Regions from separate parts of the Homo sapiens genome. Here region 1 is linked to region 2. The links are chromatin loops, found by intact Hi-C in ENCODE. Cell type or tissue: GM12878. All regions are shown on one strand. Links, peaks and the distances in the headings refer to the core of each region. The heading gives the core; the rest is flanking DNA.

Evidence for each region. Hi-C counts contacts between places; a loop is a spot of excess contacts. Peaks named below come from ENCODE experiments on the same cell type or tissue, not always from the same donor. Only the 100,000 strongest peaks of a DNase experiment are listed, where the experiment ranks them.
Region 1: a loop joins it to region 2, with 10 times the contacts of the local background. A loop is called at or near these places in 2 of 110 quality-filtered maps.

The regions. Positions count from the first base shown.
Region 1 is chr5:135,970,385-135,985,607 of GRCh38, reverse strand. No RefSeq gene overlaps it. Among named protein-coding and RNA genes, the nearest start is that of LECT2, 23 kb to the right of the region's middle. RefSeq lists enhancers at 9,821-10,322, 11,954-12,248 and a silencer at 11,954-12,248. In GM12878, for the core only: a CTCF peak has its summit at 8,011; no DNase peak of the experiment used is centred there.
Region 2 is chr5:136,204,659-136,219,881 of GRCh38, reverse strand. TRPC7 (transient receptor potential cation channel subfamily C member 7) reads left to right here. Exons shown (of 12, transcript NM_020389.3): 11 at 3,607-3,682; 12 at 6,278-7,137. The coding sequence ends at 6,447. TRPC7-AS1 (TRPC7 antisense RNA 1) reads right to left here and starts at 5,834. Exons shown (of 2, transcript NR_046708.1): 1 at 5,459-5,834. In GM12878, for the core only: a CTCF peak has its summit at 7,524 (motif pointing right); no DNase peak of the experiment used is centred there.

The DNA.
Region 1 (15,223 bases), core at 4,342-12,341, 230 kb after region 2:
CATTCCTCTTCAGAAGGAATCTTTCCTTCTCCTAGAAAGATGCTTTTCAACATTTCCTTTAGTGAAAGACTTCTGGAGACAAATTCTCTCATTTTTTGTTTCTCTGAAATTTATCATGTCACCACTTCTTAAAAACATTTATTGGTAGCTATAGGATTCCAGATTAGCGGTTATATTTTTTCAGCACTCTGAAGATATAATTCCAATACATTTTGGCTCCCATTATTTCTATTTTGAAGACAGCTGTCAGTCTAATAGTGGCTACTTTTAGTCTGTTTTTACTTAATTTTGGCTGCACTTACAAGTTTTGTTTGCTTGCTTTTGTCTCTGGTTTTTAATAGATTTTCTTATGTGCCTAAGTGTGGATTTCCTCTTATTTCTCTTTAGGGTTCCTAGAGCTTTAGAATCTGTGCTTTGATATCTCTTATTAGTTTTGCAAAGTTCTCTGCCAGTGTCCCTTAAAGTATTGCTACCGATTCACAGCCGAATTCTACCAGAGGTACAAGGAGGAACTGGTACCATTCCTTCTGAAACTATTCCAATCAATAGAAAAAGAGGGAATCCTCCCTAACTCATTTTATGAGGCCAGCATCATTCTGATACCAAAGCCAGGCAGAGTCACAACAAAAAAAGAGAATTTTAGACCAATATCCTTGATGAACATTGATGCAAAAATTCTCAATAAATTACTGGCAAAACGAATCCAGCAGCACATCAAAAAGCTTATCCACCATGATCAAGTGGGCTTCATCCCTGGGATGCAAGGCTGGTTCAATATATGCAAATCAGTAAATGTAACCCAGCATATAAAGAGAGCCAAAGACAAAAACCACATGATTATCTCAAAAGATGCAGAAAAGGCCTTTGACAAAATTCAACAACCCTTCATGCTAAAAACTCTCAATAAATTAGGTATTGATGGGACGTATTTCAAAATAATAAGAGCTATCTATGACAAACCCACAGCCAATATCATACTGAATGGGCAAAAACTGGAAGCATTCCCTTTGAAAACTGGCGCAAGACAGGGATGCCCTCTCTCACCACTCCTATTCAACGTAGTGTTGGAAGTTCTGGCCAGGGCAATCAGGCAGGAGAAGGAAATAAAGGGTATTCAATTAAGAAAAGAGGAAGTCAAATTGTCCCTGTTTGCAGATGACATGATTGTATATCTAGAAAACCCCATTGTCTCAGCCCAAAATCTTCTTAAGCTGACAAGCAACTTCAGCAAAGTCTCAGGATACAAAATCAATGTACAAAAATCACAAGCATTCTTATACACCAACAACAGACAGAGTGCCAAATCATGAGTGAACTCCCATTCACAATTGCTTCAAAGAGAATAAAATACTTAGGAATCCAACTTACAAGGGATATGAAGGACCTCTTTAAGGAGAACTACAAACCACTGCTCAAGGAAATAAAAGAGGATACAAACAAATGGAAGAACATTCCATGCTCATGGGTAAGAAGAATCAATATTGTGAAAATGGCCATACTGCCCAAGGTAATTTACAGATTCAATGCCATCCCCATCAAGCTATCAATGACTTTCTTCACAGAATTGGAAAAAGCTACTTTAAAGTTCATATGGAACCAAAAAAGAGCCCGCATCGCCAAGTCAATCCTAAGCCAAAAGAACAAAGCTGGAGGCATCACACTACCTGACTTCAAACTATACTACAAGGCTACAGTAACCAAAACAGTATGGTACTGGTACCAAAACAGAGATATAGATCAATGCAACAGAACAGAGCCCTCAGAAATAACGCCGCATATCTACAACTATCTGATCTTTGACAAACCTGAGAAAAACAATCAATGGGGAAAGGATTCCCTATTTAATAAATGGTGCTGGGAAAACTGGCTAGCCACATGTAGAAAGCTGAAACTGGATCCCTTCCTTACACCTTATACAAAAATTAATTCAAGATGGATTAAAGACTTAAACGTTAGACCTAAAACCATAAAAACCCTAGAAGAAAACCTAGGCATTACCATTCAGGACATAGGCATGGGCAAGGACTTCATGTCTAAAACACCAAAAGCAATGGCAACAAAAGACAAAATTGACAAATGGGATCTAATTAAACTAAAGAGCTTCTGCACAGCAAAAGAAACTACCATCAGAGTGAACAGGCAACCTACAAAATGGGAGAAAATTTTCGCAACCTACTCATCTGGCAAAGGGCTAATATCCAGAATCTACAATGAACTCAAACAAATTTACAAGAAAAAAACAAACAACCCCATCAAAAAGTGGGCGAAGGACACGAACAGACACTTCTCAAAAGAAGACATTTATGCAGCCAAAAAACACATGAAAAAATGCTCATCATCACTGGCCATCAGAGAAATGCAAATCAAAACCACAATGAGATACCATCTCACACCAGTTAGAATGGCAATCATTAAAAAGTCAGGAAACAACAGGTGCTGGAGAGGATGTGGAGAAATAGGAACACTTTTACACTGTTGGTGGGACTGTAAACTAGTTCAACCATTATGGAAGTCAGTGTGGCGATTCCTCAGGGATCTAGAACTGGAAACACCATCTGACCCAGCCATCCCATTACTGGGTATATACCCAAAGGACTATAAATCATGCTGCTATAAAGACACATGCACACGTATGTTTATTGCGGCATTATTCACAATAGCAAAGACTTGGAACCAACCCAAATGTCCAACAATGATAGACTGGATTAAGAAAATGTGGCACATATACACCATGGAATACTATGCAGCCATAAAAAATGATGAGTTCATGTCCTTTGTAGGGACATGGATGAAATTGGAAATCATCATTCTCAGTAAACTATCGCAAAAACAAAAAACCAAACACCGCATATTCTCACTCATAGGTGGGAATTGAACAATGAGATCACATGGACACAGGAAGGGGAATATCACACTCTGGGGACTGTTGTGGGGTCGGGGGAGGGGGGAGGGATAGCATCGGGAGATATACCTAATGCTAGATGACGAGTTAGTGGGTGCAGCGCACCAGCATGGCACATGTATACATATGTAACTAACCTGCACAATGTGCACATGTACCCTAAAACTTAAAGTATAATAAAAAAATAATAAAATAAATAAATAAATAAAAGGAGAGTAAATTGAAAAAAAAAAAAAGTATTGCTACCAATCTATTTTCTCTCTAATCCGCTTTGGGGACTCCAACTACACTCATGTAAGACATGAGTCTCATTGCTTTCACTTTGCTTCTTTACGTTTTCTTCCATATTTTTTATTCTTTTTTTCTCTCTATGCTTCCTTCCGAAAATTTTTCTTTTGTTAACCAACACTTCTCAAACTTTAATGTCTTTAAAATCATTTGAGGATCTTATTAAAATACAATTCAGATTCACTAAGTCTGTGGTGGGGCCTAAGATTTTGCATTTCTGAAAAGCTGCCCTACAGAAAGAGGACACTAGGTAAAAACTAAGGAAATACGAGTAAAGTATGGACTTCAGTTAATAAAAATGTATCTGAGCTATGTTTGCAACTTTTCTGTAAATCTAAAGCTAGTCTATTCTAAAATTAAAGTTTTATTTTAAAAAATGTTTTGAGATTATGTCAATGAGGCTGGTCTACATATCACAGGTTAAGTGATTGGTTGAGATTCTAACCGATCTTCCAAGATTGACCTCTTCTTCCAGACAACCTTAATTATATAAGTAGTAAACCTTTAACCTTCTTGGTGTGTATGTATGGTGTCATCAGTTTCAACATTCAAACCAAATTTTGGATAGGGATGCATTCTGCTTCTGCAGGCTGGCTGAAACAGACTACATGTGTCTTAGCCAATTTTGTGCTGCTATTATAGAATAGCAAAGGTGAAGTAATTTATAAAGAACAGAAATTTATTTCTCACAGCTCTGGAGGCTGGGAAGTCCAAGATTAAGGTGCCAGCAGGTTCAGTTGTTTGATGAGGGCCCAGTCTTTGCTCCCAAGATGGCAACTTGAACAAGTGCAAGTCCTCACATAGCAGAAGAGTCCAAACCCACTTCTGCAAGCCCTTTTTGTAGCGGAATTAATCCACTCATGAGGACTCTGCCTCCTATTAGGCCCCATATCCCAACACTGTTGTATTAGGGATTAAGTTTCCAATACATGAATTTTGAGGGACACATTCAAACCATAGCAATGTTCTATTTAGGAGACCAAGATTATGTGACTTGATAAAAAAATACAAAACTCTAGGCCAGGCACAGTAGCTCACACCTGTAATCCCAACACTTTGGGAGGCCAAGGCAGGCAGATCGCTTAAACTCAGGAGTTCGAGACTAGCCTGGGGAACACAGTGAGACCCCATCTCAACAAAACATACAAAAATTAGCCAGGCATAGTGGTGCACGCCTTTAGTTCCAGCACTCAGGAGGCTGAGGTGGGAGGATCACTTGAGCCCAGATGGTCAGCTGAGATCACGCCACTGCTCTCCAGCCTAGGTGACAGACTGACACCCTCTCTCAAAAATAAATAAATAAATAAATAATGCAAAACTAAAATATATACCGTTTACAAGAGCTGTGTCTAAAACACAGAGACACAGAAAGATTGTAAATAAAGGGTTGAAAAAGATAACAGGGAAACCACTAGGTTAATATTCAAAGATAAAGGACTTTAAGGTAGACTGCATTATCAGAGATAAATAGTGACATTACAAAAAGCTAAATTATTCAACTCAGAGGATGATGTCACTATTCTAAAATTGCATGCATCTAATAAAAGAGCCTCAAAATATAAATGCATGAATCAAGTTTCCAACACTAACAGAAACAGAAATGTGCAATCATAGTGGGAAATTGTTACACAACTATTTCAACAACTGACAGAACAAATAAACAAAAATCCAGTAGAGATATAGAAAATATAAACAACGTGATTAGCAAACTGACAGAATGGACACATTTTCTACATTGCATACCAAAAATGTAAAAGATGCACATGGAATATTTACAAAACACTGACCAAGTGGTAGTTACATAGAGCTTTCCTTTTTGATAAATCATCGAACTGTACATTTTCATTTTATGCACATTACTGTTTGTGTACTGTTTCTCATAATAGTCTGGAAGTTCCCTGTCTAGAACTATTAAGACCCTCCATGGTGTCAAAGACACAGGCTCTTTCTACCTTGTTATTCCACTATATATATCTTCCATTTTTAAGGCGATCTCCTGTCCAAATGCCTGCTCAAATTTCTAGCCATTGAAACACATCCCAATCACAGGAAGGAGAAAAAAGGAAGCGAGGGGATTCACAACCTCCCTTTAAAAAACCCTTTGTAGAATCTGCAGGTACTATTTCTGCTTATATCTCAGTAGCCAGAACTTAGTTACTTTCACACCTAGCTCAACAAAAATTTGAGAATGGAGTCTTTATTTCAGTTGCCATGTGCCCAGAAAAAAATAAAATAAAATAAAGGGAGGACGAAGATTCTATTGCTACACAAGAGAGATAAAAATGTTACCTAGATATTAAAATAAAGGGGGATTTTGATCTTGTTTAATGGATTTTTCCCTCAGACCCAGACAATCGTCAACATAGAAAAAGACAGATTTTACTCCCAAGGACTCCTCTTTGCCTATATTCCTTTTGTGTAGTATGAGGGGGGATTGAATGGGTCAGGGAGAAACAGGCAAGTTTATTTACTTGACTTGGCTTTATAATTGCACCCATACCCTAAACATACTACTTTTAATGAATAGGCTGCAGAGGTCTTGCTTTTTTGAGTTAAGATGAGTGAGTTGCATGGAAACTGAGGTCATTAATAAATACAGCATCTATTCCAAGTATGATGTCCAAGTCTAAATCAAACACAACTGTTGAAAGGCCAGATGTTATTCCCATTGCTATATTTCAGTGTTTTCCTGGAAGTGATCTCACCCTGATGGTAATGCCGTTGTCCAACTGTGTATGCTATTTATATCTAGAACCCCAGCTTTCAGGTTTAAAATGCACCAAACTGCAAATAGCTATTGCTTTGAGTGCTGAGCCTGTCATGGGGAATTTAAGAAGAATCCTTGAGTTGTGATGTGCTAACTTGGATGGCTATCAGGAAGGAAAGAATTTATGTAACTTGTAAACATGTAGATATATTGTGATAGAGTTCTAATGCATGGCTCTGAGAAGCACCTTCATTCATATTCACCAATGCAGGGAATCAAAGACTTCACTGTCCCCTCTGTGAAGAAGAAATTTAACTGCAATTAATTATCTCCTACAGACTAAAAAGTGTATAATCCCAAAGACCAAAGGAACATTTAGTCAGAGCCATAAACAATGCCAATACTTAAAAAGAAAACACTCTCAGAAAAAAGTGTGATGATGCCTTTTATCTGGTGTATTAAAACAAGAAAATACACCAGATAAAAAGCATCATAACACTTTATTTATTTATTTATTTACTTATTTATTTATTTATTGCTGAGATGGAGTCTTGCTCTATCGTCCAGGCTGGAGTACAGTGGTGTGATCTCTGCTCACTGCAACCTCCACTCCCTGGGTTCAAACAATTCTCCTGCCTCAGCCTCCAGAGTAGCTGGGATTACAGGTACCCGCCACCACACCCAGATAATTTTTGTATTTTTAATAGAGATGAGGTTTCACCATGTTGGCCAGGCTGGTCTCGAACTCCTGGCCTCAAGTGATCCACCCACCTCAGCGTCCCAAAATGCTGGGATTACAGGTGTGAGCCACTGCGCCTGGCCCACACTTTAAAATTTGGAGGCAAAGAGAGTCATCACGAGAAAATAATCTGTTTTTGAAGAATATCATAGACTTTTTTTTTTACAAATAATTTGTAAAATATTTTGGTTTATGCATTCATCTCACAAAAACATTATTTGTATAGAGGTGATTACGATGCAGTTACTAACACATCTATAGCTGCATACACTTTTAATAGTACATTTACATAATAGATGTGAAATAGAACATTTAGCTGGCTCCTATGAATATCAACATGAAGACAACTAGTGCGTAAGACTGATAAAAAAAACAAAAGCTAACATTCCTGAGGTACTTCCTATCAGGCAGGTTCTGTGCTAAGTGGTTTATATGCTTTATCTCACCCAATGGGAGATTCTACTATGGTCTCCAATTTCAGCAGAGGAAAGGGAGGTGTGGGAAGGGGATGTTACTTGCCCAAATCCTTGTGGCTCTTGAGAAGTGGAGCTGGGACTTGAGTCCAGGTCTGCTGGCTCCAGATCCTGTCTCTGTAGCACCAGATGGCACGGCCTCGGATTAAGTGAGACATACATGCTATGAGAGCTTCGTCCACTGCTTGACCCATACTGAGCAGCCAATAAAGGCTTACACAAAAGCAGACTAAGGCAGGCTGCAATCCACACCCCATCCACAGCACTGAAGGCTCCCAGAGCACAGTTAAGGTAATGAAAGGTGCTGGGAACCTCTGGTTGAGGGTCCCTTTTTGGTGCTACCTCTGCCTGTCAGTTATCTACGAGTTTCAACCCTGCCTAAGTCACTGAGGGGCTGGATGGCTACGGGACCAATCCCTTCTTTCTGGACTGGACTTTCTTCTGTAAAAGAAGAGGATTTGACTAGAACGATTCCTAAGCTTTCTCCCCGCTCTGAACTTCTACCACCCAAGTCATCTCTAAGCTTTTGCGTGTGAAAATTAGTCCAGAAGCCCAGGGAGGCCCGTACCCGCCCTGAACATGTAGGAAGGGATTAACCATCCTAATAAAAAAGACAGCAGTGCTCTATGAAGATCAGCATTTTCCACCAAGGATGAACTTTGTTTCAATGGCAACAGGCCATGGTGGCAAAACTGCAAACTTCTAGTGTGGGCATGACTCAAAACCAGAGGGCCAGGGCAGACCTTTAGAATAGCTGATGGAATCGAATTATTCCACCGACTTTCACAATCCTGGCCATTTCAGCCCCACATGCGTCAGTCAGGATTGGAAATTGACGCAGGCTGTGGGGCTCTGGAGTGCTGAGGCAGAAGCGCCGAAGTCCGCTCAGCGGCGCCCACTAGCGGAAGGCCACAGAGCGGCGGTGCAACGGGACGGCTCAGGGCTCCAACTGCTCTGCACTGTGAAGCTGCAAGTCCTCCCTTGCATCATCGCACAGGGAAACGGAGGGAGAAAGGCCACCAGCTCCTTAGAGGCAGAGTTGACCTCTTGGCGGCCATTATGGTCCATGAAGAAATTCCCTCTGTACAATACACTAATTTTTCTTCATCATAACCTAACACATAGTATTTATTTATTGCAAGATGCTGGTCACCGTATTAAAAGATAATACAAATTTATTCAATTTTTTAATCCAAGAAAATGTAAAACATCTGAAGAAAATCTTGGTTCTTTTGATTCTGTCATAGTTTAATAACTGTGCAAATGAATGCTTGGGATCCCTGCTCCCATGAATATTTTATTAGGGGCAAATGGTTTATAGAGATAATATTGGAAATAAGAATTATTTGACAGATATTTTAAACATTTCATGGGTGACTGGGACGCATATTGCAAATTCTCAAACATCAAAAATCTGACAAAGTTCACCAAATAGTCTCAAAATAAGTTTATGGTAGTAATGTCATTTATTTACTGGATAACTAACCAACACTTAAAAAAGTTAAGCATGTTTGGGTTAAAGTAGCGTTTGACCATGTTAGGGAAGCCCAGTTCTTATCCTTAGAGAGGTTGCATTCTCACAGGTAAATGAGATCTATACAAAGGATACAACATAAGACTATAATTCTGAAATAATTTAAGTGTCCTAGAAAAATGTTCTGAAGGAGTTCAGAGAAGGAGTGCAGAAAATCTAAAAACAAGTAGGAGAACCTCATGGAGTGAGTAGGACTTGAGTTGAAACTTAAAGGATGGGAAGGGCATTTAAGTAGAAGGGAAGGAAGAGAAGAGCGTGTTCGGGGTAGTCAAAACTCATAAGGACGTATGGTGATGATTGGTACAGGAAGGTGTTTCAGGAAAGAAAGTGGGTATTCAGAGCCCTCCTGCCATGGCTTACCTCATTTATGGCTTTAGCCTCTAAAACTTCTCCCTTGTTGTCAGTTGGCTTCTTTCTTGCCTTTTATTTATTTATTTGCCTCTTTTCTAGTCTAGAACTCATGGTCAAGCTTGCTGAACATGTGCTTTAGCGACCTTGCTACCTCCTTGTGCTGTGGCTCCTGGGCAGCCAAACACTAGAGGAGAGGGCGCTGGGAAGCCAGGCTGTGTGGCAATTCTTTTGACCAGTTGCCATACATCAGCTGCAGTGACCAGCCCAAACGTGTTTAACTCAAACTCACATTCATTTCCTCGCCATCCTCACACCTTCTACTTACCTCATCTCGGGAGACTGGGGCTATTCTACATGAGCTCCCCAACGTACCTCGTCTCCACTTTAAATTGTTTCTTGATTTTCATTCTTTCTTCACCTGTGTCCCAAACCACTCCCTCGCATTTACACATCACCTCCTCAGGTGAGGCTCAATCGTTAGGTCCTCTGACTCTCCCATTTGAAGTGTCTCACAAAGGAGAGCACTGTCTTTGCTTTCAGGCATTCTGTGCTTTAGGTGAATGTGAAACATACAATGGAAAAATCTCTGTTACACGTATTCAGCCCCGGAGCTCCCGTGATTCCCAGAGAGTGGGTATTAGAAGTGATCCCAAAGAGACCGCCCCTGGGAAGGGAGAATGGATATAGATGACAGCCTCCTGGAGTCAAGGTCAAACAGTCATCACTTAACTTGTCTGAGCTTCAGTTTTAGCACAAGCAAAGAGCAAGAACAAATGAAGCAGTAAGTGCAGAAGCGAAAAGGTGCTTTGTTCTCTTTAAAAGAAGCACACTGAGGAATGAAGTCCCCTGAACTGCTAAATGGAAGATTTACATGCAATCCTTCTGCCTTTGGCGAGGCAAAGTTTTTTATTTTTTTAAACAACAAACTTTTGGGAAGAAAGGAACAAACTGCAACTTTTGACAATGAAAAAATATTCCAAAATATTTGATATTGAGCAACAAAAGCACTCAGCCATTTAATAGGTGATTGGTGTTTCAAAAACCATGGGTAAAAAAATCTCTTTCAGCTAACATGGCTCTTAAATGATCCATTGGAACAGGCTTTGTTATTCGTTATTGAAAATGTGGAGATCTCGCTAACCTGAGTTTCTCTCCCTTGGTGGGAGTCTCTCTGCTTGCTCCAGCATACCACCCACTCTTCGCTTTTCTCTGGTAGCCCTTCTGTTTCTGTATGGTTTGGCCCTGGGAAAATAAAGACACATGCAGAGTGCTCACAAAATGCAAAACATGCTAATGAATGTGGGAATTAGGGATGTTTCCCTGGCTCAATCCTTTCATTACGTCTTATTTTTCCTGTAACTCCTCATCAAAACTTTAAATTAAACAGGCCATATGGAAAAAGCTTTCAATGAGATTGTAATTAGGTATATAAAGCTTTCATAAATTAAACCAAGAACAGGAAATTTTTTTTGAAATCCCATGAAGGCACTCACAGCGGCAGGCTCCTATGGCACGCCAAGCTCTGCTCCTGTTCTAGTTCAACTCCTGAAGTCAAAGGACATAGTCAAAGTCTTGCTCCTGAACCAAAGGCACTACAATGGTTTGTTTGACGGTTAGCTCTCTGTGTCAACTTCGCTCCGCCATGGTACCTAGATATTTGGTCAAATGACAGTCTAAATGTCACTGTGAAGGCATTTGTAAGATGAGATTAACATTTAAATCAGTAGGCTTTGAATGAAGCCGATTACCCTTCATGATGTGAGTGGGCCTCATCCCATCAGTTGTAGGCAATAAGAGAAAAAAGATGGAAGGCCCCCAGGAAAGAGGGAATTCTTCCTCTAGACTGCCTTTAGATTCCAAGATGCAACATCACCTCCTCCCTGGGTCTCCTAGCCTGACACCTGCCCTGCAGAGTTTGGGCTTGCCACCTCCCACAACTGCATGAGCCAATTCCTTAACATAACTGTATTTATCTATCTACCTATCTATAAATATGTATAGCTCCTATTGGTTTTGTTTCTCTAGAGAACCCTAATACAGATGGGTGCTCTTTTGTTAATTGCAAGAGAAAACATCATCTCCAACAGAAAGAAACTGTCTGAACTTGAAATCACAGAAGATGTTTCCAGGCTAGGACTGTTACATTTTCCCTGAAAATTTCTGTTTACCCTGTTGCCTGGCTAAAGTTCAATTTAGGTAGGGTGATGCACTCTGAAGGTCACATTTTCTCTCTTTTATGTCCAGCAGATCCAACCAAGTTTCTTTCCTTGACAGTTCTTATTTAGCAATAACAGAAGGGATTGTTTTATATCTGATATATGTGCTCATAAAAAATTTTAAAGTAAACTTTGAAAACAGATAAAAACATGAATGTATTTAGTTCTTGCCCAAATGCTTTTAAACCTCCAATAATTAGTTCCCTATTCTCTCTCATAGCAGCCAGCAGAAATATTCCTGGAACAATTCCAGATCTCCCTAGAGTCAAATGAAATTCAGAAACTCCAACTTTATTGTTGGAAACAGGGAAGTAGGGGGCTTAGGCTTGGCTCCCAATGCCCTCTACAATGCTTCACAGGCTCAGTGAGCTACAGGACACCCAGCACTTCCTCCACTTGTCTCCCTTTTCCTGGGTCCATGCTCACCCTCATTCTCACCTCAGGGCTTGACCCCTCCCAGGTTCTCAGTCTTTACTGGCTTGCTTTCCTCCTTACCCACCTTCATGTTCTTTCTGTGCAGAGTTCAGTGGCATGCGCACTGCACACTGGGTGTGGGAATGACTGAGTTGTTGAAAGGTGAAGTAGTATTGTAACCAACTGTGACAGTCCTTCTTGCCAGTTTCTTCTTTCAGGAGGTATCAGTAGCAGGAGAGGGATTTTCATGCCTGAACTGGCTACCTTCATTTCTTCCATTATCATTGTTGAGTTACCACTAGCTTAAGATGTTCCACTGGCCTGAGTCAATCAGAACAATGGTGCCAAGAATGTGTGTGTTGTAACCTCTGGCAACTCTCTGACTATGTCTGTGTGTGGTGTAATTTCAGGGTTCAAAGCTCAGTGGACCAAACACATCTGTTTACCATGGTCTGGAGTAATGTAAGTCTGTTTCCCTAGGTGGCCCCGGGCTGTTTGCTTTCTGCTGGTCAAAGTACTAGCACATGGTGAAGCTAAGTGAGGAACTATGCCCACTACAGTTCTGTAAGTATTTGATAGAATGAAGATTTTCTATTGACTGGGGCTTAGTACATTCTGAAATCTTAGAACCACATGGTCAGTTTCCACACAAAATTCTCAGACAGAATTTTAAAACTAAGAAACTCTCATTTGAATACAACAGTTTTAAATAACGAGTAATTGTAGAGTCTCTTGATTGCCTATTTGCACCCAATGGGATGTAAAAAGCCATTTTTGGTAAAAGTTTGTGTCTAATTTAAACATCATAGGCTAGAGTAATATTATTTTATTTCATGTAAATGATCATCAGTCAGTTTTTTTGGGCCAAAAGATATGACAGAGACAGAGAGTTAATCAGTTCACAAGAATTCTTGAGAGCAACTTTAGGTAAATATGAATAGTTGTAAGCTGTAAAGGTAGACGATGTAATTTACCAAGTTATAAGAGATAATCTCCTTTTGGTTCTCTTCCTTTAGCACTCGGTAGGTAGAAAGAGGGAGGACACTTACATTCTACATATGTTCTACATATGAACATTTGTACATTTTACATGCATACTTTCCGTAGGGTTGTGGATCTGGTTGTGAGATACAGTCACACAACTTCATGTAAGTACTGAATACAGAGTGGAGATGTCTACTGCTAGTAGAGTTCAATGTCTTTGAAGTTTTATATTACATCCTTACTAAGTTATGTAGATTTTTGCATCCTATTCCATAAAATGTCCAAATTAGTTTTAATATAAAAATAATGGTCATGGATACCAGCAAAAATGGTAGAGTAAGAACCTCTAAAAATTCCATCTTTCATAAAAATAATAAGAAACAGGCAAAAATTGTCAGCATCAACTTTTTCAGAGCTCTGGAAATGAACTAATCCTGGGAGCACTTACTGAACAAAAATGGCTGAATCTTGCTAAGAACAGTAAGTTTTGTGGTATTTTGACTCGGTAAAAACCTACCCACTGCTTACCAGCCTACCTTTGAAACCAGTAGCCTGGCAGCAACTGGCAGAAGCAGAATAGAGCTTGAGCTCTTTTAAAGCTCATTTCCAAGAATTGTCATTATTTGACTGTCAGTATGTCTTTCAAGGACCCCACTTGAAGGCTGTCTGTTTTTGAACTGACTTGGAGCTTGCCCTGTCCAAATAGCCTTTCCCTCAGAGTGGTTGTTGAAAAACAATTACAAACAACTGCTTAAATCCACAGCTGCTTGAGATGGTGAATAAAAGTTGGGGTAAACAATAGACTAACTAAAAAGCATAAAAATAAAAAATAAGCTGTCCATAGGGACTTTGAAAAACTCCTACATATTCCTGGGAATTAAAAGAACAAAGTCATGTGTCCATGCCTAGAGCTGTGCAGGTGCTCAGGAAAGACATGAGAAGGCCCTAAGGCATTAACTTGGGCTGACTTTGATGCTTTGCACAAGCAGGGAGTGAAGGCTTAGACAGAGCTGTAAACTGCCTGGCTGAATGTTGAAGGCATCCCCTAGCACACACAATAAACCCCTAAGCAAAGACAGGGATACTTATTGATTCCAGGTGTTTAGGAAAAGTTCTGCCTAAATATTAACTGGCCAAACATAAGCAGACACTTTAGTGGCCACACATGACAAAGATTATGGACGTTATAGAATTGGTTCAGAAAGGTCAGTAAACAAACTAAATCAACAACTACAATAAAACAGAAACAACAACAAACCTTGGAGACTTGGGAAGGGTGGGGGAGGGAATATGATTTCCAGAATTGCCACATGATATTATTTTAAATATTGAGTTTTCAACAAAGATGTATGAGACACACAAAGAGGCAAGAAATTATGGCACATACAGGAACAAAAGCAGCCAATAGACATTGTCCCTTTGGAAACCAGATGTTGCACATACTAGACAAAATACTGTCAGTTACTTAAAATATATTCAAAGAACTAAAGGAAACCATGTATAGAGAACTAAAGGAGAGTGTGAGAAAAATGTCTCACAAAATAGATAATACCAATAAATAGAAATTACATATAAAAAAGAATGAAATAAAAATTCTAAAGTTTGAAAGCACAATAACTGAAAAACCTTCCCGAGAGAAGCTCAATAGAAGATTTGAGCAAATAAAAGAAAGAATCAACAAACTTGAAGATGTGTTAATTGAGATTATCCAGGATGAGGAACAGAAAGAAAAAACAATGAAGAAAAATAAAGAGAGCCTCAGAGACCTGTGCGACACTCTGTAGCACAAGAATATATGCATAATGGGAGGTGTCTAGAAAGATAGGAGAGAGAGAAAGCAGTAGAAAGAGTATTTAAAGAAATAATGGTTCAAAGTTTTCCAAATTTGATAAAAACCATTAATCTTCATATCCAAGAAGCTCGAGAAAATTGAAGTAGGGTAAATTCAAAAACTCAAAGATGACACATTATAATCACATCATTGAAAGACAAATCTTGAAAACAAGAGAGAGAGACTCATCTCATATGAGAGATTTTCAGTGAAGTTAACAGTTGATTTATCATCAGAATCCATAGACGCCAGCAGTGAGATGACATAGTACTGAAAATACTGAAAGGAGGAAAAAATCTTTCAGCCAAGAATTCTATATCTAGCAAAATTATCTTTCAGAAATTAAAGATAAACAAAAACAGATAATTTCGTGCAAGCAGATCTTGCCTGCAAGAAATGCTAAGGAACTCCTTTAGGCATAAATGAAACAACACTAGATAGTAACTTGAATCTACATGAATAAAGAACACCGGTAAAAGTAAGTACATACGTAAATAAAGCAATAATTATAAATTCATGTGTTGATGGGTATACAACATAGAAAGATGTGATTTTTATGACAAAGCACAAAGGAAGGGAGAAGGAATGAAGCTATGTAGGGACAAAGTTTTTATGTATGATTACAATTAAGTTGGTATTAATCTGAATTATATTATCATAAACTAAGTAATAATCACCAGTGCAACCACTAAGGAAATAACTCAAAAACATATAGTAAAACAATGACAAGGAAGTGAAAAGATACAAAAAGTGTGTATTGAACATAAAAAAGTCAGTTATGGAG
Region 2 (15,223 bases), core at 4,263-12,262:
ACCATTTCAGGCTTTCTGGTGGCAAAACTGGTTTTTGCAGATACCAAGTTGTGCAGCATGCACATAACAGAAGGGAAGTTAGGTCTCTATGAGGACATGAAGTTTTTTTGGTTTTTGAGACAGAGTCTTGCTCTGTCACCCAGGCTGCAGTGCAGTGGCACCATCTCGGCTCACTGCAACTTCTACCTCCCAGGTTCAAGCAATTCTCCTGCCTCAACCTGCCAGGTAGCTGGGACTACAGGTGTACATCAACATGCCTGGCTAAATTTTGTATTTTTAGTAGAGATGGGGTTTCGCCATATTACCCAGGCTGGTCTCCAACTCCTGGCTTCAAGTGACCCACCCACCTCAGCATCCCAAAGTGCTAGGATTACAGGCATGAGCCACTGTGCCTGGCAGGACATGAAGTCTTTAAGAACTGGCAGGCAGTCACACTGCTCTCCCTGAAGGTCCCTGTCACTCTGGGAAGTGCCCTGGAGGTGAGGAGGAAGGCTAAAGTGTCCCTGCACATCTGCAGTGCTCATCTGATTCTGCTTCCACAAGAAGACTTTATAATCCTAATGCATACTGAGAGCTTCAAAGTAAACCTTTGCTTTTCTACCCTCTGAGCCCTAGGTCTACAGAAACCCTGGCTCAGATCGAGCATGCCAGTGCTCAAGAGTGGGCCATGAGCATTCCTGCCAGTGCCAGAGCAGAGACCCCCTTCTTCAAGGGATGACCATTGTATGATGTCACCCAGCCTCTGAAATCTAGTGAGGCTTCCCCCTGCATAAAATGACTCAGTACCCAGACACAGCCCAAACCCTCTTTGACTAATGGGAGCCAGTTTCCCACATCTCATTTCCTAAACCATCTTGAGCCTTTGTTTTGATGCTCAGATGAAGTCTCAGCCATGATTTCCATGCTGGTTAAATCTCAGATCTGCCACTTTCCAGCTGTGTGACCTTGGAGAAGTTACATCAGTCTCTGAGCCTCAGTGTCCTCATTTGTAAATGGAAATGACAACTCCCATCTCACTGAGTTTCTTGGAGGAGTCAGTAAGATCACTTTTATGAGAGGCTGACACAATCCTGGTCTATGGAAGCACTCAATGCATTTGCTTCTTTGCGTCTTCATCCTTTCACCCTTCCTCCTGAGGGGCTCCTCTGCATTGAAGGAGACTGTGAGCAGGATCTCACCTATCCCAGCCAAATAGAGTTTGAGGGGCACATTTTCTATTATTAGTAAATACATGCTATGGAATGTTCTTAAATACAAAATGTGCACACCAAACAGGAAGGGCTGTAATTCCGGCTGCACCTATGAAAGAATTTTCCTCAACACCATTTGACTGCCAATCTCTGGCTTATCATTTTACATGAGAAACAGTAAAGCTCTTTAATTGTTGGATCCAGAAACTGAAGAACCCTTAATTCCTGAGGTTTGCCTTGAAAAGGCAACCAACTTTAACTAGGTCCCTTTAATTTTGTGTCAGCCTGAAAGATTGCAGTGGAAGAACACTTCTGAATTTCTTATTCAGCAAGAATGACAGATAACTAAGTGTCTGTTTTGTTATTTTTTTTTTCATGAGAACTAGTTTAGGACAAAGTTTTTGTCTTGTTTTGTTTTTCCAACTCAAAGTGAAAGCAGCATTACTGAGTCTCATGGAAAGGGATACATATATTTTGTATATATATTTTATATAATCTCAAAAAATATATTTTTGAGATATATATTATATATTTTATATATATCTCAAATATATATTATATATTTTATATATAATATATCTCAAATATATATTATATATCTCATATATTATATATCTTAAATATATATTATATATTATATTATATATATATTCTTTTTTCTTTTTTTTTTTTTTGAATTAGAGTCTTGCTCTGTTGCCCAGGCTGGAGTGCAGTGGCATGATCTTGGCTGACTGCAACCTCTGCCTCCCAGGTTCAAGCAATGCTCTCTGCCTCAGCCTCACGAGTAGCTGGGATTACAGGCACACACCACCATGCCCAGCTAATTTTTGTATTTTTAGCAGAGACAGGGTTTCGCCATTTTAGCCAGGCTGGTCTTGAACTCCTGACCTCAGGTTATCCACCCACCTTGGCCTCCCAAAGTGCTGAGATTATGGGCATGAGCCACTGCACCTAGCTTGAAAGGGATATATTTTTTATAACTTAGATAACTTACTTTATTGACTAGACTATGTCCATGAGAAATTCAGCGCTGCAGTTTAACCGCTAGTAGGATAAGACCCAGGCTTCTCTGAGAAGGAGCAGCAGGAAGGCAACTGCCAATTAACTCTTCAGCCTGAAATTAGATCACAACTCAAACCACACAGCCAGTTGGCCCATGAGCCCGAGGGCTGAGGAGGGGCAGTGCTGGCCTGAATGAGCTAAACCCAGTGTTATCCTAGAGAGCCTTTCGGGTTCAGGTGAAGTCTTAGAATCACAGGCCAGGAAGCATCTCTGTGGCAAGCTCTTCATGGTTAAAGGGATGGAAAGAACCATAATTGATGATAATGAGTAAATCCTGCAGCTCTTTGCATCCAGTTCACTTACTTTTTATTTGCAAGATGCTTTTCCTCAGCCTATGTAGCAAAGCTAGGAACAGAATCAGGTCCCTACAGGTCTCTTCAAACTGGAAAATGCTGCCTCTGTCCTCTTGGTCCTCAGGTGTGAGCAGGTCAGAAGGCCACAAGAAGGGAGGACCAAGGAGCAGGGAAATCCCTTCCTCTCTTCCACACTGCTCATCTCTTGGAAGATTCAGAAGTCTCGGCTACCCGAGTATTTTTAAATCCTGTGATTTCGCAGGAACCCTGGACCAACTAGCTGGCAAAATCCAAAGTTCACCTCCTGCAGTCTTTCCTACACTTGGCTCTATTCTTGGTGTCTCTTAAGTGTTTATTCATGCCTCGCCTGCTTAACGAATTCAGTATCTTCATAATAAATGGAACTTGAGGGCCAAATCCTGCTCCAGTGTGACTCCGGCAGTACAGTGTCAGGCCTGTGGGAAGTGGTATCTCTGTAAAACCCCAGAGGCCCGGCTGTGTCTGCTTCTGCTTCTGGTAGGAATTTTCCAAGGTACAGTGGACTTGTCCTCCAAGCCTGATCCTGACTTCTGTACCCAGCGGATCTCTTCATGAAGGGCACACTGCTCACTGTGACCTCTGAGGGAGGCAGCTCCACCCAGGCAGGCCTGCTAAGTCTTCCCCAGCCCTCCATCCTTAAAACAGAACTGAGGTCCAGGAAAGATGACTTGACTGAGCAGGGCAGAGCCAGGCCAAGGCCCCTGGAGCAGAGATTTGTGCCACTGCCCACTCCACCCTTTCTCTCTGTCTCTCTCTCTGCTTGGCTCAGCTTCCTGCCATTAAGAAGTATTCCTGTTACATCCCAGGTTCAGTTGCACATTGCATCCTGCGGGGGAGGCGAAACAGAGGCTGGCCAGGTACCCGCACTGTGCAGGGCACCCCTCCAGAGTGAGGCGCCAGGCATGGGAGGGTCGCCATGGTTGCTGAGGCTCTTCAAGGGAGGGAGGGGTCCTGCTACACCACGCAGGCTGCCTCTGCATTAGGCCAGCCCTGTCTGATCCCTTCCTTGCTTGGCATTTCAGAAAATCATGAAACGGCTCATAAAAAGATACGTCCTGAAAGCCCAGGTGGACAGAGAAAATGACGAAGTCAATGAAGGTAAATGACTGGATTTCCACCCACGTGGTGATTTAAAACAACACAGGTTCTGTGGGTCTCACTGGGCTACGGCCACAGTGTTGTCAGGGCACTGTGCTCCTTTCCAGAGGCTCCAGGGAGGCTCAGTCTCCTTGCTCATTCAGTTGTCGGCAGAGTGCATTTCCACGGGGCTGCAGGCCTGTCCCTGTTGCCTTGCTGGCCACAGCTGGGCTGCCCTGAGCTCCAGCACTTGGTCTGTGCATACAGCCCCACCACCTCAGAGCTGGCAGCAGGCATCAGGCACCCTCACACTCCATTTGCCCTGCCTCATCTTCCATTGTCCCATCTCTGACCCCACTCTTCTGCCTTCCTCCTCCACCATTTTTTTTTTTTTTTTTGAGATGGAGTCTCACTCTGTTGCCCAGGCTGGAGTGCAACGGCACAATCTCGGCCCACTGCAACCTCTGCCTCCTGGGTTCAAGTGATTCTCCTGCCTCAGCCTCCTGAGTAGCTGGGATCACAGGTGTGTGCCACCACGCCCAGCTAATTTTTGTATTTTTTTAGTAGAGATGGGGTTTTACCATGTTGGTCAGGCTGGTCTCGAACTCCTGACCTTGTGATCCGCCCATCTCAGCCTCCCAAAGTGTTGGGATTACAGGCATGAGCCACTGCGCCCGGCCCCTCCTCCACTTTTAAGGACTCATGTGATTGAATTGGTTCCACCAGGACAATCCAGAATAATCTCCTTCTGTTAAGGGCAGCTGATCAGCAACCTGAATTCTATTTGCCACCTCAGTTCCCCTTTGAGGAGAAACAGTCATGTTTCCCACAGGCAGAACATCAGGGATCAGGACGGGGACATCTTGGGAGTAGGGGACATTCCTCTGCCTCCCACAGCAATGGCAGCCTTGAGCCAACCTCATGCCTCTTGAGTGCAGGATGGTTCAGAATTCCAATGCTGTACTTCATTCCATGGTGCACATCCACTGAGCAGATGCACACTGCGTTTAGGGTCTGCCGCCGCTTGCTTCTAACTGGCCCTGTCCAGTCTCAGTGGGAGGTTCTCAGCATCTAACTGACAGCCGTGTTTCTCAAAGTGTTCCCCACCTCAGAACTAGCTGTTAAAACTACAGATCCCAGACCCCACCCAGACCTAATGAATCAGCATCTCTGGAGTGGGGTCTGGGGATCTGCTTTTGGAAAACTGCACCAAGGGTCTCTGATATACACTGAAGTTTACCAACTATATTATTTTCACTGTTTGGGTTGTTTTCCAGTCTATTTTAAGCAGTTACTCTTAGATGAAAAGCAAATTACTTTATGCCAGGTAATTAATGAGATACTTATGACAAATATTTGCCACCTAGAAACAGCCTCATCCATGATTGAAGTTTCTGTTCTCCTAGCTTGGGCCACAGGGAACTACAGAAAGAGCCTGGTCATTGGGTGACCCTCTGCTTCATCCTGGGGCACCCAGCATGCAGCTCGAAGCTCAGCCATAACTGAACTGCCCCTGAGCTGACATGGTTTAGGGGCAGACAACAGCCCACCTACCTACTTGTAGGTCTCAAACAATGGCCAAGTGTCAGGCCAGCCAGCCTCAAGCAGTATGTAACTGATTCATGTGAATATCACTGATCATAGAAGGTGGGGGTATCCAGGTGTCATGGCACTTAAATTACACCATGAAACGGGGGCTCAGTGAAGCATCTGATAAAAACAGGGGGTGTATCCATTTGTCAAAATGGATCAAACTGTACCTTTAAGATCTCTGCCTTTTATGTGTATAGACCATACCTGAAAAATAGACGAGTAATGTTTCCACAGACAGTGGACTCCCACACGAGCCAAGTGCAGTATCTACAGTATTAGGAAAGATCCTTTTGACATCTGTTTGTGGTTAATAAGAAGATTCCCACAGCCTAGACCCATTGGACTTCTAACCACAAGGTTCTCTGTGGAAATAAAAGTGAAAGTCCCTGCTAGGTGGTCCCTCGTTATGGAAGGAGGAGGCGGCAGGCATTGACGAAGCTCCTGTCAGCGAGGTGGTGCTGCTGCTTGTGTGGGCTGAGTGGACCGTGCTCAGGTGGCCAGCTCACTCCCAAGAGGCTGGTCAGCTCCATGGCCACCACGGCTGCATCTGCTGTGCCGAGCCATTCTCTCCAGGCTCCTGGGAGTTTCTCCTCCCTACAAATAACAATGACAGAACAAAACATAGCATCATCAAAAGCAATGCTCTGGTTAATGGGGTTGTTTTCCAGAGTCTTGAAATCTGCCTTTAGTGACTCTGAAACAAACTTTCTAACAAGTATTTTATGAAACAAGTGCTAGACACAATTCACAGCCCTGATCTTGACTCCTCCTTCAAACCCCTAAGGGAAAGGTTTTCCTGGAATGGGAGGAGAAGGGCTTTCTATGGATCGATGTGTCCTTCAGTGGTGGGGGAGCTGGGTGGTTCTGGGTTCAAATAGAGCCCCCCTTGCCTCACCTTCAACCCTGGTGGGCTGGCCCAGGACCCGACATTCCACTGGAAGGATGCACATGCCCACATGTGCATGGGACAAGCCCCGAGCTTCCACCTACTCAGACTCAGCAAAATCTCCTCTGTCCTTGCAGGCGAGCTGAAGGAAATCAAGCAAGATATCTCCAGCCTGCGCTATGAGCTTCTTGAGGAAAAATCTCAAGCTACTGGTGAGCTGGCAGACCTGATTCAACAACTCAGCGAGAAGTTTGGAAAGAACTTAAACAAAGACCACCTGAGGGTGAACAAGGGCAAAGACATTTAGCAGCCCACATCGGCGTCTGTGACTTCTACCAGCATTCCAAGGCCAGGTTGGATGCCCTCGCCCCCATCCTTGGTGGGGAGGGGTCCCCAGCCCACTCCTCTAGGACACGAAGGGGATCTCCTGGCTCAGTCTCTTGCAGCATGACTGACATCTCCAGCCCGCTGGCCTGCCTAGACCCAGAACTGCTGTGAATCTAGGTGGTTGGGTAAGAAAAGCTACCATGGGAGGAGGGGAGGAACAGCCCCCTGACGAGTGTGAGACCTTTGGTCCAGCCACAGTGAAACCCATCCCTGTGGCCAGAGCAGGAAAAGGCCATCTTGGGTGCACACCTGTGCCCTCCCACTGCAGGTGGGACTGCAGCTCTGGCTGTGTCCTGGGAAGACAAACACCTCAACCCACAAACTCCTTCTCACTCCCTCCCTGCCACCCCCAACACATCCAAACAGAACCAGGAGGTGACCTGTGATCTATTCTTAAGTGCCAGATGAGAACACAGCCTAATAGCAAAATAGTTCTATTTGTTTATATAAAAAAAAAGTTTAAAAATCCTAAATTGAAAACTGTACTGTAGGTAGCACTGTTTAGAAAACAACAACAAAATCCAAATGATGTATTTTTACCTTTATTAAGATTATCTTGTATTTACTATTTTTACCTAAAATGGAAAGAAATAAAATTACCTCATAATAACTTCTGTGGATACGCTACCAGGGCCGCCCCACTCGCGGGCCCAGTCTGGAGGTGGCCTTGGGAACCTGTGGCCCAGGGATGCTTCGGGAGGAGAATGGGCCGATGCGGTGGGGGTTGGGTGGGGACGAAGGCACCACCCTCCTTAGAGTCATGCAGCCAGGACCCCCAGAAGCTCCAGCCTCCACCTCCAAGCCCCTCCTCCTGTGCCCAGACCTAAGGTCAGGAAGGAGGTAAAGGAAATGCAGAACAAGTGGAAAGTTTTCTCCCACCCCATTCTAGAACTTTCCTCCATGTGAAAGGAAGGGGAGGGGCAGGAATGAGGCCTCAAAGTGTCCCCCCAACCAAGGAAGAGGCTAAGTGTGAGTGGGGAGAGCAGCCACCAGAGGGCGCTGAGTCCCAAACAATGCCTGTTCGGAGCAGGTGTGCGAAGATGCCATTCATCTTCCAGAAGCTTCCAGAAGAGCCCTCTGCTCCCAAGGAAATATTCCTAGGGCTGGCCAGAAGTATTCAGCTTTTGCCGTGTACCAGGCACTGTGCTCGGGGCTTTGCATGCATCAGTCCACCGGATCCTCACAGCAACCCTGTGAGGAGGGTGATGGTTACAAATTCACATGCCTTGCAGACGTTCTAGAGGGGGGAAGATAAATATATAATAATTATATATATATATATATATGCATGTGTGTATGTGTAAATGTATATATGTATGTATATGTAGAAAGAGGGAGCTTGTGTTTCAAGACATACGTCTTTGTCTTCAGGGGCAAACATTTTTTTTACTTAACTCTGCTATAAGAAACAGCCGATCAGATGAGGCGATAAATAGAAGTGAGGTTGGTGCCAGCATTGATGGGAGTGACGAGGGACGATGACAGACTGCACAGCCGTGCCCTGCCTAAAGCAGGCTGCAGACACTCAGCTCAGCCCATCGTTGCCATAAGGAATATAAGTCCTGTTTTGCCACATCTTCCCAACTGCTGAAAAAAAGAAAAAGTCAACATTTGTTGGGCTCCTGGCCGCCAAGATAGGCAGCAGAAGATGAGACATGGCTCCATGCCTGGGCCTTCCCAACCCAATCTGCACCACCACCTAGTATTCAAGCAAGACAGAAACAGGCATTTGACAGGTACTGGGCATACTGCATATGCAGGGGCACTTGACAGACATAAACTCTGGCCCAGGAGGAGGATCCATAGAGGACCATGGATGGATTTCAAAGAGCCTGCAAGTCCTAAGGTGCCCTTCAGGCTGTGTGCTTGTCTTTGCAATGGGTGCATTGTTCTGGAGAGAACACCTGTAGCTTTTTGCAAGCACTCATCTACACGCCCCCGGCAAGTCCACAAATGAGGAATGACTTTACTCAGCAGCTATGTACTAAGCCCCTTGCCAAGTGCTAGGGACAGAGCCACATGCATCCAGTGTGGCTCCCTTTTTAAACCCAGACTCTGAAAAGGGAGGCTTAAGTGCTTTGTAGGAAGAGCAATTGATTCATCCAGGGGACAAATTGCTAACACTTCTGGAAGACTGCCTTTCAGATCCCTCATTTATCTTTATCAGAATGCTAATCAATACTTCTGAGATGCATTCTTCAATTTCTCTATCTGCCTTCAGCCAAAGGCAGTTAGCAACCCCATTTTCAAACCATGGGGCACACTTTTCCTATCAAACCTAAGTCTCAGATCTACTCCTTATAGAGATAAAGGAAAACCAGTCTCACTGAGTAATTAAAAACTGGGAAAGAAAACTAGTACCATCCATTAGGGTTTTAATGCCATGTCTAGGAGGTAAAGGTAGTCCAGGAATGAATTCATGGCTGTCAGATGGCTATGGGGAAGGGCAGAAGAGAGCCCCTTTTTGGTGGAGAGCTGTTGGAGAGGCCTGGAACTGAGGGCTGGCAGAGATCAGCAGCCTGAAGCAGGGAAAAGGGCTCAGTCATCTTCCAGGCACTACCAGTCTCCCTCACTTGCCCCATCTCTTGGGCCCATGCTAAATTAGCCAGGCAGGGGAAGCAGCGCTTGAAGAAGCCAAACAGCAGGGTGAGGAATGGAACCTGAGAGAGACCCAAGGGCAGATGGGGAGAAAAAAGGACCCAGTCCTCCCTGGAAAGTTCACTAACACTCCTCAAGATGTGCATGCCGCCAGAGGCACCCATCTGTCCCCTGCAGCTCTGCACACTTGCCATCATTCTGTCTACAACTCTAATGTATACGTTCAGCATCTGTCTCCACTGCTCCAGGGAAGCTCCATGAGGAGGTCAGGTCTGTTCCATTCCCCACTGAGTACTGGCACAGGGCCAAAGAGTAGCCACTCTTGCTGAATTCCTCATGAATTACTGCAGGGCCCTTCTGATCTCCAGTTTTCTGAAGTTCCTTCAGACAGCATCATCTCGGGCCCTGAGAAACTCGGTGAGTTTGCAGAAACATAAGCCATCCTCTGCTATAGCTCAAGCCATTTCCCTTCTAGTTATAGCCTGGAAGGGGGCCCAGCTCCTTGCCATAACATGGCACACTGATGCGGGAGTTGCAGCCCCTGTCCAGGCTTCCTGGGTAACCAGTGGTTAAGCAGTGAGTTCTCCAGTGACTTGTCACCTTACAATGGCTACTAATAGGACTCGACAAATCATAGTGACACTTCTCATGCAGAAGTCCCCAATTAGTCCTCCGAGCTGTTCCTAAAGGACCATGCTCACACACTTGAGAAAGTGCAGTGACCGCCTCTGCCCATCAAAGCCTGTCTCCTTCCCTCCCAGCAAGGCCCAAAGACAGAACATTGGCCCACACAAGCCAGGCAGGGGGAGATTCCCCAGGGCAGGAAAGCTCTGACCAGACACCTTCATGGGGAGGCTGAGACACCCTGCACTGCTCAGGAGCATGCAGCATCTGGTTACAAATAAGCGGCCTTGATCCCATCACTTCTCAAAGTGCCCATGACTGCGTCTGTAAAGTGCAGAGTCTGAGAGCCCCAGAGGCCGGCAGGCCAGAGAAGCTTCATTTGCGGAGGCAGGCAGGCACGCCTCCACGCTATGCTTATCCCAGCTCTTCTCTGCATCCCATGAAGGGTGAGAGTACTAGAGGGAAGGAGCTCCAGGAAAGACACATAGATGCCAATCAACTTAATGATGATTAACACAGGAGTGAAGCCACTTCCGGCCGTGGTCTCCCAGGCACAGCCAGCAGGAGCTTGGGTAACGCTACCTCATCCCGGTCCTGGGAGCGGGGCCCACATGGGCTGGATGGCATTGCGGAATGGCAGGTCCAGACACTCACTGTGGCCCAGTATTTCACCATTGTTTCCCCAGTGCCGTCAAGCAGCTAGGACAACCCATGCCTTTTGCTTCAGCGAAGGAATGACACAGAAAGCAGGAAAAAATAAAGGTGTGCTCATTTCCCAGACCTGAGGCTTTAAAAAAGGGAGAGGTCAGATGAGGGGAGAGTCGAAGTTTGGAAGAAAGGATGGCTGAGGAGCATGGGTTCTCCCCTACCCAGATTGGAGCAGCAGAGGAATGGGCAAAGTGGTGAGAGCAGAGAGGTCAAGGTGCTGGACAGAGAGAGTCAGACCCCAGAGGAAAGGGTGTGCTCCCATGCCGATAGAACCCGGGGCCTGGCTGGGTCTGCCTTCTGCACTGCCTGGCCTCCTCTAGAATGAGCAGGGACCAGCCCAGTTGCCTCCTGTCAGCCTCTCCCCTGCACTAGGAGGGAGAAAGAGGAAGGAAGAGGCTCTCCAGGGCTGAGGCAGAGGCAAAGTGTCCTCTCCTTACAATAAGTTTTAAAAGTCCTGATTTCATGTCCTCTGAGTATCTGAGTCAGAAATAACTGGGCAAAACACAGCCCGCTACGCCTTGACATGGATGTGGCATAGCTGTGCCACTGACCAAAGAGGCCTGAGTGTCCCGTGGAGGCTGACGTGCGGAGGCTGCTGCCAGGCACTGACCCCACACCCCTAAGGTCAGCAGCCCCCACCCAACCCAGCAGACAGGCAGCATGCTGGGGAAAGAGAAGAAAAAAGAAGGCAATTAAATATGCTAAAGAAAAATTTAACAAGACACTTTTAGGTGTCTGAGGGCAGGTCCAGACACTGGTAGGACAGACAACATTTTTAACTTTGCCACTTCCACCCCCACCACCCCAGTGATGGTGAATATACAGGGATAAGGCAGAGAGATGGCCGGCACAGAAGCCAGAGAGGAAGGGTGGGCTATGGAGCATGTAGGCTTGGTGCTGGCTGTGACCCCCTCTTTGGCTGGTAACAGATCTCACTGTACCCCAGACACCGTCTAGCACCTAACCCCAGGACAGCCACCCAGAGTGCCCACCTCCTCTAAAATCAACAGCAGACCCAAACAGAGCTGATCTTAGTCTTTCCTTGGTTTTATATATAAGTAGCCACTGGGAAAGAAAAGTCCTTCTTTGGCAGGGTTGATGAAAAGGAGAATGTGAATTTGGGACACCCCTCTGCCACATGGAGAGGGACTGTCTGCAAATGAAGTCAAAAAGAGATGAGAAATAGAGACAAGGGAGAAGAGGAGATGGGGAAGGGGGATAGAAGAGAAAAGGAGGGAAAGGGAAGCAGAAGGGGTGCCGTTGACCTTAGGTGGGGCCCACCCCGAGGCCCTGCTTCCTGCAACTCTTCCTTAGGGCTGCTCCAGAAGCCTTCGTAGTTTCCCCGCCAAATGGATCCCATTTTTGTTTAAGCAAATTTGCTTTGGGTTTCTGTCATTTACATCCTCAGAGTCTTGATGAACACAGAAATGGTGCAGTGACTTCTCCACCCTTCCCAACCATGGGGCTGGTTTTGAGCTTCTGTGGTTGAAGGAGCGAGGGCCAGAAACTGCCAGGACTGTTTTTCTTGAGATGTGGTGTGGTTCTGTTTAATGAGTGAGGGCCAGAAGCTGGTTAAACTGTTTGGGAGAGAAGCTTCGAGGCCGTGGGGCAGAGCAGGCCTGCTTCGCGACCCTGGGCATGCATACACCTCAGGACCAGGGAGAAGTCTTTCTGCTCTGCCCAGCCACCAGCTTTGGGAAGACCTTGAATTGGCACGTTGGGCATTTCTGTAGGGACAGCGATCCCAGTGAGACATCTCTCAACATCTATGGAGGCAGCAGGAAGCAGAAAGGTGAAGGGGGAGCAAAGCAGAGAGGGCGACAAGGCAGCCAGCATGGTGACCACCATTACCAACCTTGTTTGTGGGGTCACCCCTCGGAGACTCCAGAAATAACCAGTAGACACTGTGGGCAGGTCCAGCTTCTGGCTGGTGAGGATGCTGCTATACATAGGAAATATAGAGCCTTATTCTGTAGGTAGAGTATGGTGAAGTGGACTATTCAAGTTATGTAAATAGGACTTGATATTGGTCTTGGGGACTTCCACTGCTTCCCATGAGCATAGATCATTGAGAGCAGCATGAGCCCCAGTGGCCGTACAACTGACTCAGGATTTCTGGACCACTGATGCCGGCAGGGAGCAGCGACTGCCCCAGACCTGAGCAGGGTCAGTCACTGAGAGAGAGGAAGTGACTTTGGATCATCTCAGTGATAGAACGGAACACAGCCCCAGAGTATCACGCTCAACTCCAATCAATCGCAGAATGGGCACTCCAGCAAAATAGAGCCATTGGTGCCTTCCTAACCTGCAGAAATCTATTAGCTGCCCCCAGAGCCAGTTAAGCCCTGGTGAAGGTGAAGATTCGATCTGAGAGCCGAGGCTGCCTTGTAGACTCATCATTACATAAAGATGCTTGCAGCATGATCACTGTCTGTCACCACCAGCGTGAACAGAATGTGTATTCTGTGCTTCAGCAAAAGCCATTAGGGTGTCTTCTCATGATATTTTTCCTTCAAAGAACACAGATGTTTTTGCTGTGTCCTGGGACTTCTGAGCCTAATGTCCCCAAGCCCCAGCTCAGAGGTGAGCTGTTTTCATTGTGCTGAGGCTGCAGGAAGAGGATGGTATGGATCAGTATTCTAGTCACTCTGGACAGATTTTCAATCTTTCTCCCAAAGGGTAAAAACAGCATTTTCCTGATTCTTGAAGACCTTCCAGTCTGTACTCCCCCTGCATACATATGACATGAAAGACTCAACCCAAGGTGAAACATAAGGGATACTTTCTGAAACAGGGATCTAAGGGTGTGAGACAAGAACACAGATATATGAGGAAATCAAGGGAACTGTCACTTCCCACACAGCCCGTGTGCACCCACCCACGAGGTCACGGCTCAGACACCCGGGTAACTCTAAAGAGACTAAAAATGTGCCCTAAGACCACCCACGGGGTGTTTCTGGTCATCCTTTGTGCTCCACCACATAGGCAAAGACAAGGAGGGGGATTTGGAGGTGAGAATGGAACCTGGGCAGAAGTGCCTAGGCACACAGACACAAGGAAAGAAGAGGAGTGAGGTAGAGGGCCCCATACTTGCTCCCACATGGGTCCACTTTGTGGCAAAGACTTAGAGGCAACCCAAAGAGATGTGAAGGAGATGTCGGTGTCTTCATCATCAGGGATGTGCAGGGCCTCCCACAGGCCTCACAGAGGCCACCATCAGAAACCCATATGCAAGAGGCAGCATCTGCAGGAAGCTACTCTACTCCCAAGGGAAAATCAGAGAAACTGCCCTCCTGCCAGGCCTCGGGGTCTCCTCTTCCCGAGCTGAGGTCACCCAGGGACATAGACCACCACTGACACAGAGCAGAGGAGTCTGGGTCTGTGTGACCTCCCCCAAGTCACAGCACAGGCCGCCAAACACAGGAAATGGCAGGGCCAGTAGCACTGGTTCCCAGTGGAGATACATAGTACTGGGTAGATGTTCCATTTCCCAAATAGACACAAATGCCTGGTAAGGCTGCTGTTCTGTCCTGTAAATTGTTTGGGTGACTTCCCAAGAAAGAAAGGAAAATATGGTTGTGGTGAACTATACCCCATGGCCCCAGTGAAACATGCTTCCCAGTACTCAGGCCCTTGTGTGTTCCCCTCCCCCATTGATGCTAGGCTTGGTCATGGGACTTGTTTTAGCCAATGGAGCATTAGCAAGTATAGCACAAGCAGTGGTTTGATAAGCCCATGCCCAGGGTGGCTTGTCTTACAACAAGCCAGCCCTTGTAAAGAATCTCAGCTAGGATGCTGAATGTTGAGAGGCTGTGTAGAGAGAAACCCTGGAGGTTGAGAGGCCTCTTGTATTTCCAGCCTAGACAAGCTCCCAGCTAAGTGCAGCTGCATAAGTGATTCAGCTATGTGGAGCAGAAGAACCTCCCAGCTGAGCTTTGTTAGCCACAAAATCACGAGAAATAATAAAGTGTTGTTGCTTTAGGCCACGAAGTTTCGAGGTGGTATGTTACCCAGTAATAACTAAAATAAAGGGGCTGAGGAAGGATCCAGGAACTTTTCACACCATTTTTAGCTTATCTGCAGGAGAGTAATCAATCCCACCCATTCATCCCAAAAGAATGATTTACTTCTGAATCATAAGGCCTGGTGCCTCAAACAACAGAAGCCTATGAATGCAAATCAGCAGTTGTTTAAGAAGCCACAGTCAGGGTTTCCAACCTCCCCAGGTTGGCTTTGCTCCACTTAAAAAGAAACCCAGTGTCTGGACACCGATGGAACCGCCCCCACCCCCCAAAAGTAGTTCTGGCCATCCTACAGAAGGACGCACGTTTTGTTGTACAAGCTAAATACAGCCAGTCGACTCAGTCATCACCTCAGCTCATGTATCGTAATGTGCGATGAGCTGGAAGGATCCAGTGGACTCCAACTCAGGAGTTTGCAGTTTCACTGAAGAGAAAAGGGACAAGCCTGGGAACAGGTAAGCAGATTTGTGAGATTTTAACAAGAGTGGTGGGCAATACAGAGGCGATGTCACAAGGCAGTTGGTGAATCGTTGCCTGATGGACAATAACATCCCTTTCGATTTCTAATCTTACAGCTATATGATGAGCACTTCCACATCCCTTATTTCACTTATTTAAAACATCAGCCCAGTGATGTGGGTAGGCCAGGATTCAAGATCCCCTTTTCCTAGAAAGAGCTTAAGTAGAGCATGAACTGGAAGTTCAATTCCTGGGGTCCTGGGCCCATAAACTGGACTGAGCATA